Linked DNA regions of Mus musculus: region 2 is linked to region 1. Evidence: chromatin loops called from intact Hi-C (ENCODE). Cell type or tissue: left cerebral cortex. All regions are shown on one strand. Each heading gives the region's core, and the rest is flanking DNA. Links, peaks and the distances in the headings are about the cores only. Region 1 has its middle 3.2 kb from the start of Large1. Region 2 has its middle 13 kb from the start of Hmgxb4.

Evidence for each region. Peaks named below come from ENCODE experiments on the same cell type or tissue, not always from the same donor. Only the 100,000 strongest peaks of a DNase experiment are listed, where the experiment ranks them.
Region 2: it touches region 1 in a loop (5-fold over the local background); 1 of 42 quality-filtered maps calls a loop at or near these places.

What each region holds. Positions count from the first base shown.
Region 1 is chr8:73,354,568-73,358,964 of GRCm38, forward strand. No RefSeq gene overlaps it. Among named protein-coding and RNA genes, the nearest start is that of Large1, 3.2 kb to the left of the region's middle. In left cerebral cortex, for the core only: a CTCF peak has its summit at 1,652 (motif pointing right); DNase peaks (open chromatin) are centred at 1,114, 1,632 and 3,767; H3K4me3 peaks cover 1,446 bases; H3K27ac peaks cover 1,555 bases.
Region 2 is chr8:74,978,126-74,982,522 of GRCm38, forward strand. No RefSeq gene overlaps it. Among named protein-coding and RNA genes, the nearest start is that of Hmgxb4, 13 kb to the right of the region's middle. In left cerebral cortex, for the core only: a CTCF peak has its summit at 2,746 (motif pointing left); a DNase peak (open chromatin) is centred at 2,730.

The DNA.
Region 1 (4,397 bases), core at 81-4,080:
CTGTCTTTTAATGGCTGGGGAGGATGGAGAGAGGTGGGATGCCTTAGAAAGGGCTTCCTATCTCGGGACTCTGAGCTGACTATCTTACCCGAGGTGGAGCATCACTCTAATCTCGCATTCGAAGATCCAGCTCCTCTCTGATCCCATCCCTCATCCCCAGCTCTGGCCTTGATACCTACACCCTTGGACCGTCCTTTGACCTGCTCGACACTCTCGGCTTCCCTGCGTTCTCTAGAAGCCAGGACCCCTTTTACCACCAGCAGGGGCTCTCCCTCAGTTCCCAGCGCTGTTTACCTAATCAGTAGGAGCCTAAGTCTTGGAGGATGCGAACCGAAGGTAGCGGTTGCTTCGGAATAGTTAACTGCGATGCTGGGGTCCTGATGTCTTATCTCTACCAGAATAAGTCTTACCACGAACGTTGCAGGGATAGCAAATCGTATCTGGGTTTGATGCCATTATTGTGTCGGAAAAGAACATTATATGGTAAAATAGTATCTAATATCCTAAAAGCCATTAAAGTGTCAAAGTTTAATGCCAAGCCTTTTAGCTCGAAGGCAGCTCAGTTCTTCCTCTAACATACAGCTTTGTTCTAGAACTCCCAGAAAACAAAGAGATCGTTTTATTTTATTTTATTTTATTTTATTGCAGAACGGCAGTCCTTTCTACTTTCTTCCTCCTCCCCCACACCAGCCCCCACCTTGGAACTGGGTAAAATTGAAGCAGTAATGTGTGCTTTCTTTTTATTTATCGCTTCGCTTCAGTTCATCAATGGTGTAAAAATGCATTATTACAATACATTAACATGTTAATAAGGGAAAGGAGAGTCTTGGAATTCACAAGCAAAAGAGGAAATAATTGAATTAACATCAGAAACTCAAATATGATGAATGTGGGAAAGAAATGTCTCCATTAAAATGGCCCAAAAGTGGTACTTTGTCTACATCTTGAAAAATATGAGCGGGGTAAAGCGGAAGCAATGTTCACTGGGGTCAGTGAGGTGCCATAGTTACTACCAGATTTCCTGATGTTGCATAGCATGTGTCAACAAGCTCATTGAATGTGAAAAAGCTTCTCTCAATCAACCCAAGGTTACAGTTGTACACCACTGATGTAAGGAATGGGCTAAGTGGGGAGTTGGTTAAACTGTTATAACCCCCATACGCCACTGGTAATTCTCCCTCATTTTAAATTTTTCCTCTCGAGAACTGTTAAGCTCTTAAATTTCACAGTCTAAGCAAATGTAAGTCTGTGGTTTGAGTGTGTGTGTGTGTGTGTGTGTGTGTATCCTGAAGTTGGAGGTGATTGCCTAGGAATTATGCCTCCTTGACACAAACCAAGATACAAATGTCATAAAAAGATTTTGGCTATAAGATAGTATAAGGAATGCAGAATAAAATACAGAAGGAGATATATCTGTTATTGCTAAAGAGTCAGCACAGATTTCGCTGAGAACTGAGAAACAGGAAAGTATTGTACCCTATAAACCAACTGCTATTTATCCTTACACCAACATTGCACCTGCCAGTGAAAAAGCTGTACTCGCCCTCCCTCCCACACATCCATCCTCCCTCCTTTCTCATCTATCCTCTCTTTGTTAGGGTCATACAGAATTAATCTTAAGAAACTGGAGGTCCTAAAATGGCCACTAGGGGGCCCTAAAGGCATCTCAAAGTGGAAGGCAAAAAAAGCTCCCACCTCCCTGATTTCTGACCTCTTTTTCTGAGTACCTATTTCAACTTGGATCTAAAGACAAGTCAAGAGTGAATATGATATAGAGATTTTAACTTAGGAGACAAGAATTTTGTTTCTAGCTTTTCAGACTTCTGACTCCCTCACTCCTCCCCCAAAGGAATTTTGCATCCATTGACTCAAAGTCAACCAAAAAGTCACTTCCTTTCCAAGCTAGGTTCACTCTTCTAATATTTGGAGACTGTTTTCTGAATATTTGAACATTCCTCAAGAGGTGGGTAGTTAGGGAACTGAAACTTTGCAGAGAGGATTTAATAACTTTTATACCAATGGATCTACCAACAGAAGCCAAGGCAGCTATAGGTTAACAAGCAGAAGCCTGGTTGTTTGTGTGTGTGTGTGTGTGTGTGTGTCAGTCAAATGTCCATGCTCTGTGTCTTCCTCAGTGTTTTCCAATCTTATTTTTTGAGAGTCTCTCACTGAACCTGGAGTTCACTGATTTAGCTAAACTAGACAGAAAGCCAGAGTGCCTCCTGATCTCCTTCCTTGATCTTGTGATGACAGAAACACACTACCATGCCAATGTTTTATGACAGTTCCTCATGTTTGCAAGCACTTTACCACATTAAGCCAACTCTCCATCACCATCATGGAGGCCGAGTTCCAGTGAGTAAGTAGCATTAATGTGGTGTTGATTCTAGAGAAAGGAAAAAATACAACTCATAATCGAATGCGGAGGGAATGATTCAGGTTGGAGCCTGCAGCAGGAGACACTGACCAGTCAACAAGGGATGATTCCAATATCTTAATAGTGTTACATTTGTCAATAACTAAATGTCACGTTAAATCTGAGTAGGGTGCAATGTCTAGCACTCTAATGTTTAAGGTTTCAGAGTCTTTAGCAATCTCATACTCTCTACCCTCCATTTTACAACTAAGTAAGGTAAAGATGTCCTTTATGAGAGCTGAGAATGCCCCCAGGAGCTCAGGCTAAAGAAGGTGAATTGTTCTCCAATATCTGTAAATAATATTCAACCTAGACTTATTTCAAGTGAAAATATCATCATCAAGCATGAAATATTCCTCTGTCATTCTGGCCAATAACCAAAATGCATTCCTGGACAAAACAAAATGTACACATCAGGGAGACACAGGAAAGAAGGTGCTTGGTGAAAAATTAAAGACTGTTATAAAAGCCAGCAAATTAACACTAATGAAAGTGTGATTTGAACATAATTTAAGTGAAAACAAAGCAAGTCCAGAAGCGAGACATAAAAGAGAGAATGAGGACATAGTCTTTCTTTGTGGGATGAAAAAATATTTTATTTACTCATCATCATGTTCATTAAGCAGGCTGGTTATAGGTAATCCAAAAATAGCATTATTAACTTCTGGAAGCCTTGCTACCCCGGACCTCAGAGCCTGGTAATTAGAATGGATTTGGCTCTAGGATGCCACTGTCTGTAGGAATGAGAGTGTATTCACTTACTGGTTGTGAGAAACTGTCAGCGTCAAACCTTGTCAAGACATAGCTCCCTGGACACCTTATGATAAAAGAGAACAGGAAAGGAAGCCCTCTGTAGACAGAAGAAGAATGCATTGGTGCTAAAGAGGCCAAGATGAACACTTAAGCAAGCTTCTTTCCTCAGGTCCTGGCAAAGCAGGACTTCAAGCTAGTGTAGCAGAAGACCCCCAAAACAAAAAAATGTAAAACAAAAACATAAGGGAAAAAAAAACCTGTGTTCTGGAAATACTAGGTAGGAATGTACAGCTTTCGATATACGTATATATGGAATGCATAACTTATAAGTGAGTTAAAAGGGCAGAGATGACTGGGTGGGCTCCCACTTCTTGCTCCCTATTCCATCCCCACCCCTGCCCCACCACTGCCACCCTCTTCTATTTGCTTTAAAAACTTTCATGATAAGATTACCTGGGGATCTTGTTACAAGGCAGAAGCTGATTCAATAGATGTGGGCTGGAGACTGGAGTTCTACTTACCAAGCAGATCTGTCCATGAGTGGGATATAGACAGCATCCACTAACATCATCTGTCCTTTTCCTATTTTGCTCAGTCAGTGTGCCTCAAAAAAATAAAACGCAGAGGCAAGGATTGGGAAATAGGAAACTAATTTGGGAGGTGACTACAAAAAGCAGAATGGATGGTTTCAGTGTACCCCAGCAGTCATGTGTTGACTCCCTGCGTGATAGAATGTACAGATGGGACCTTAGGAGCCAAGTAAATTGTGAGTTGTCCTCATGGATGGAATTAAAATTGTATAGGAATGTATGAGTTCACTCTCCTGTCATGTTGAGGACAGTATTTCCACACTATGCTTGCCCTTCCACCTCCACCGTGTAAGAAGACACAGCTTCTCCCTCTGTGATGTAAAGAAGACCCTCCTCAGAGAACAAACCTAATACTTCCTTAAACTTGGTTTAGAGACCTCCAGAAATGTAAGAAATACATTTATATTGTTTATAAAGTACTCCTTCTCAGATACTTGGCTATAACAGCACAACTGAACCTAGGTATCGGGTAAGGGTGTGAGAAAATGAAATAGAGAAGGGGAAAGACTAATCAGCTACACAAGACTTGGTGGCTACTGTGCTGGACATGCAGACGAGGAACCCAAGCTTAGAAGTATCCCACTAGTCAGAAAAGCTAGAGCACTAATTTTTCCATCAAATCCCTTCATGGGTTAATG
Region 2 (4,397 bases), core at 315-4,314, 1.6 Mb after region 1:
TCCCACCCATCCTTTTCCCAGCAAGGCGTGAGCTGCTAAGTCATCAAAAGTTTGTGACATGCTTTTCCCACCAGACTTCAGTCTTTTCCTTCTTCCAGCTGCTAGGGAAACTCCAATTCCTTAGTGTCCATTGTCTGAGGGGTCTGATAGCCAAAGGGGAAGCACAAAATTGTCGCTAGAGTATTTTCATACCTGCCATGACAATTCCAGCTTTCTGTTACTATGATAAATGACCTAGGTTAATCTCCTCACAGGAAGCCTCTTATTTTGGTTCAAAGTCTTGGAAGTTAGGTCCGTGTCTACTCATTCTGTCTTGGAACCAGTGGTGAGACAGCAAAGCTTCTCTGTATTTTAAAGAAAATTAGGGGAGCTAGAGATATGGCCAGCCTGGTCTACAAAGCAAGTCCAGGGCAGCCAGCGATCTGTTACACAGAGAAGCTCTGTTTCAAAAACAACTGAGGCCGGGCAGTGGTGGCACACACTTGTAATCCCAGCACTTGGGAGGCAGAGGCAGGCGGATTTCTGAGTTCAAGGCCAGCCTGGTTTACAGAGTGAGTTCCAGGACAGCCAGGGCTACAAAGAGAAACCCTGTCTCGGAAAAAACCAAAACAAACACTGTTGAGCCCTGAGTCCACGGGAAACCCAGAATAACCCAAGAATTGGGAAGTCCGCTGCAACTCAGAAAAGAGTCTTTTATTGTTTCAATCGAACTCAGTTTGCCCACCTAGCACTTACTGTGTGAATACCAGCAGGCAACCCTGAGTCCAGAAAACATCGGGTTTATATACAGTACAGTTAGGAAGAGTGTGAATATTCACAGAAAGGGGGAGAAGAGTGTGGAATAGTACTGAAGCGGGAGAGGGGTGTCTGTTCAAGGACTAATTTTATGGCCAGTTGTAACTGTCTGTGACCTGACCTCTGTTTACCTTTTTTTCCATACTCTCCCTTGAGCTTGTTATTTCTCTAAGGTCTCAAGGACAGGTACCTGGAGTTTTGCTGCTTATCAGCAGGAGGGTTGGTTTGTGGAGACACAGAGGAGGTGCCATTCTAACACTAGGGGAGGAGGAGGGAGTCCCTGGCTGCTGCAGGAGGACATAGTACAGAAAGCAGCTGTCTACATATCCTGCTTGCAGCAAGGGGGAGAAAGAATGGGAGCTTCTGGTGGGAAAACTGTCTGTACAACACTGAAGTTTCTCTAGTATCAGTAATTCTGGGGTTACAACACAACAACAACAAATACATACATACATACATACATACATACATACATTGGATTTATTTTCATTTTTGCCAATTGGGGTAGGGGGTGTGATGTGAGTTATCTACCAGAGAAGACCACTCAGACATGGGTTTAAGCCAATATAAAGTCTTTATTAGCTGCCCAGCAACTACACTGGGTGTTCAGGATGCAGTGTAGCACTGGGCCTCCTCAGGGTGACCTTTCAGATACAAAAATCATATTCCTTCTTGACATACTTCGTTTAGCAGAACAGTTAGCCAGAAGTAGAACTACAGAAGCCAAAAAGCAAGGTTAGTACATTTAGAGACTTTCCCAGAACTATGGACATTGATGGATCAGGCCTTTGTTTTAGCTTTGGCAGGTGATACTACTGTCTGTGTGCTGAGTTTTACAGTGTGAATGGGACTTACATCATGGAGTCAGTTGTGTTTACTAAGGTCTGGGCCTGTTACAGTTATAAGAGCAGAATTAGGGGATGGTTGATGTGTCCACTTGTTTGTTTGTTCAGTATACATGCACATGCCTGTGACAGCCATAGGACAACCTACGGTGGTAGCCTCGGAAATACTACCATCCACCTCCTTGAAAATTGGCCAGGAGCTCACAAGTTAGTGTTTGAGGCTCAGCTCTCTATATACCTCAAAAACAAAAACAAAACAAACAAAACGGATGTCTAGAGAGAAAAGAATCTGGTTTTGTGGCAGGCCAGGAATCGGTGAGGAAGAACTTCCAGAAAGGGACTGGACCTGTCACTGACCTTTCAGCAAGCCAGTCACTGGAACTTCAATCACTGTGTGGAGACTGGACGACGCATGTGTTGAGCCGAATTGCAATTTATCACCTTAAGCTGTCTGAACTCACCCAAACAGCTGTTCCTTGCCTTCTCTGTCTAACCCAACATCCTGTTACTAACAGATAAGCCTTTGAAATGTATAAACCTATCCCACCAGCCTCTGTCTCCTAATTTCTTCTGGTTGCAGTACCGGGTTGTTAGACCTCCAGATTCAATAGGAAGAGACTTAAAAGTGAAGTCCCACCCAAATCACCCAAACTTTTAAATTAGAAATGAACCTCAAAGAAGAGACAAAAGTAACTTCAATACCCTGATGGGTTGTTCACCTCTTGACGTACCTTTGCTATTCACTTGCAGATGGCAAGCTTGAGGGATCAAGCAGGGAGAAGTTCGAGCTGTCCAGGAGGAAGCTGGGGTAAGGCACAGGCAGACCACAGGAAGTCTCACCAGTCTGCTCAGACCAGAGGACACTCAAATGCCCCAACCTTGAGCAAACAATGTTTTGCGTACGGATTTGAGAGACTGACTTTGTTCCTGGACATTTCTTTGTGGAAAAAATAATGCAAAATGATAAATGTAAAATTGAATACAAAAATAGAAGGGGTCCGTGCAGGGGAGAGTCCAGGAAACTGAAGGGTTTTTTAGTTTTATAGTAAGCAATTCAGGATCAGGCAGCACGCTGAACTGGGCTAGCTGCGCCCTCTAGCGGCTTCTTGGAGGAAGGACTGAGGGAGCTAGAATACCAGGAACACATTCTCTAGTCCAACACATTCACTATTCCAAAAAGGCTAGTGAGAGCTTTCTAGGCATGGTCTCATTTGTCCTCATATGGTCTTGCTCGGGGGCTCCAGCTGTGTGATGTTACCAGCCCACACATCAACATCCAGATAGTTATTTACAGCTGGAGTGTTACTTACTGTATCCCTCCGAACTTCCATACCCTGTCTGTAAATAAACGGTATCTTGTTAAAACTAAATGCATACCTACGCCTACCTACTCCAGAGAGTGCTGAAAGGATGGAGATGGTGCTTCCATTGGTGTATTACAGTGTATGGACACAGGCTTGTGCTAACTTCTTTTTCTGCTTTTGAGTCAACTCTGAAGGAAAAGAGTCTTCCTACTGAAAACTAAAGTTCCCAAGGAGGAAAAAAAAAAAAAAAAGCTGCTGGCCTGCTAGCACACACCTTTAATCCCAGCACTCCCAAGGCAACGGGGCAGCTCAGTCTACACAAGAAGACCCTGTGTCAAAACTAAACAACCAAGAAAGACACACATTAGAGATGCTACAAGACTGGCTGATAAGAACTCAAGACAGCAGGGGGGAGGGAGATACAGCAAACGTAGTCAAATGACCTTGGGCTACTTTTAGTCCCTGTCACATCCACCAGCTTTGCCCATTTCCGCATCTAACCTAACATCCTTCTGACTGTCAGGTAAAATCTTTTAGAATGCATTATGAAACTTAACAGACCACTAACTAACTTCAACCAATCTGAAGGCTAAGCTTGTCATCAGATGCTGTAATAATCCACTTGGGATAGTTGTTGACAACCAGCCCAATTAAGCTAATTAAAAGCTTTAAGTCTGTTTTTATTGATAGCCAGACCAAGAACATGCTCCAAAAAGTCTCTTGGTGCCCAAGTTCAGAGATACGCAGTTTTAAAAGGCAAAGCCATAGCAGTACATTACAGTTAGATGAGGGTCAGTAGTTGTTTTAGACATAACTTGCCAATTATTTTTGTTAATATATCTGGACATATCGTCAAGACAATGGAAATCTCAAGCGTGTTGCCATCGGAGATGTGACCAGTAGGGGAAGTGGGTAGAGGGCTGAGGACTGTCTAAGCAAACAAAATGAAATCACAAAATGGCTTTCTTAGTCATTTCGAAAGCATCTGAGACCTACTGCACAGTCTCATGTAACCTATTTGTCTGATGTTTTTACCAATATATGTGGTAAATGCTTCGATTCATGACTTCCTTTTGTTCTGTAACTTTAAAAAAAAGTTTATGTAATTGCTTTCCCATTGGAAATTCAGTCAACCTGAATCTGTGTTCCTAGGCAATGGTCCCTGGTATCTGCCTCAGAATAATTTCTTCTTTGCTTTGAGGTAAGAGCTGTGTTTCCATAGATACTGTTTTCATAAAGCACCACTGAAGCCCCAGTTACAACGTGGAAAAGGTAGAGGACTCTCTAGTTCCTGCAAAGCTCCCCAGGCCCCCAAAGGATAAAGAAGTTGATTTCTCCATGGTCTTCAGTACCCTCCAACCCCCTGGCTAATGGGCTCCTGCAAAAGATGTGGTCATTTTGAGTGGTCTGTAAGAGCAATGGAGACTTTCTCAGCTCTTGGGTGGGCTTTAAC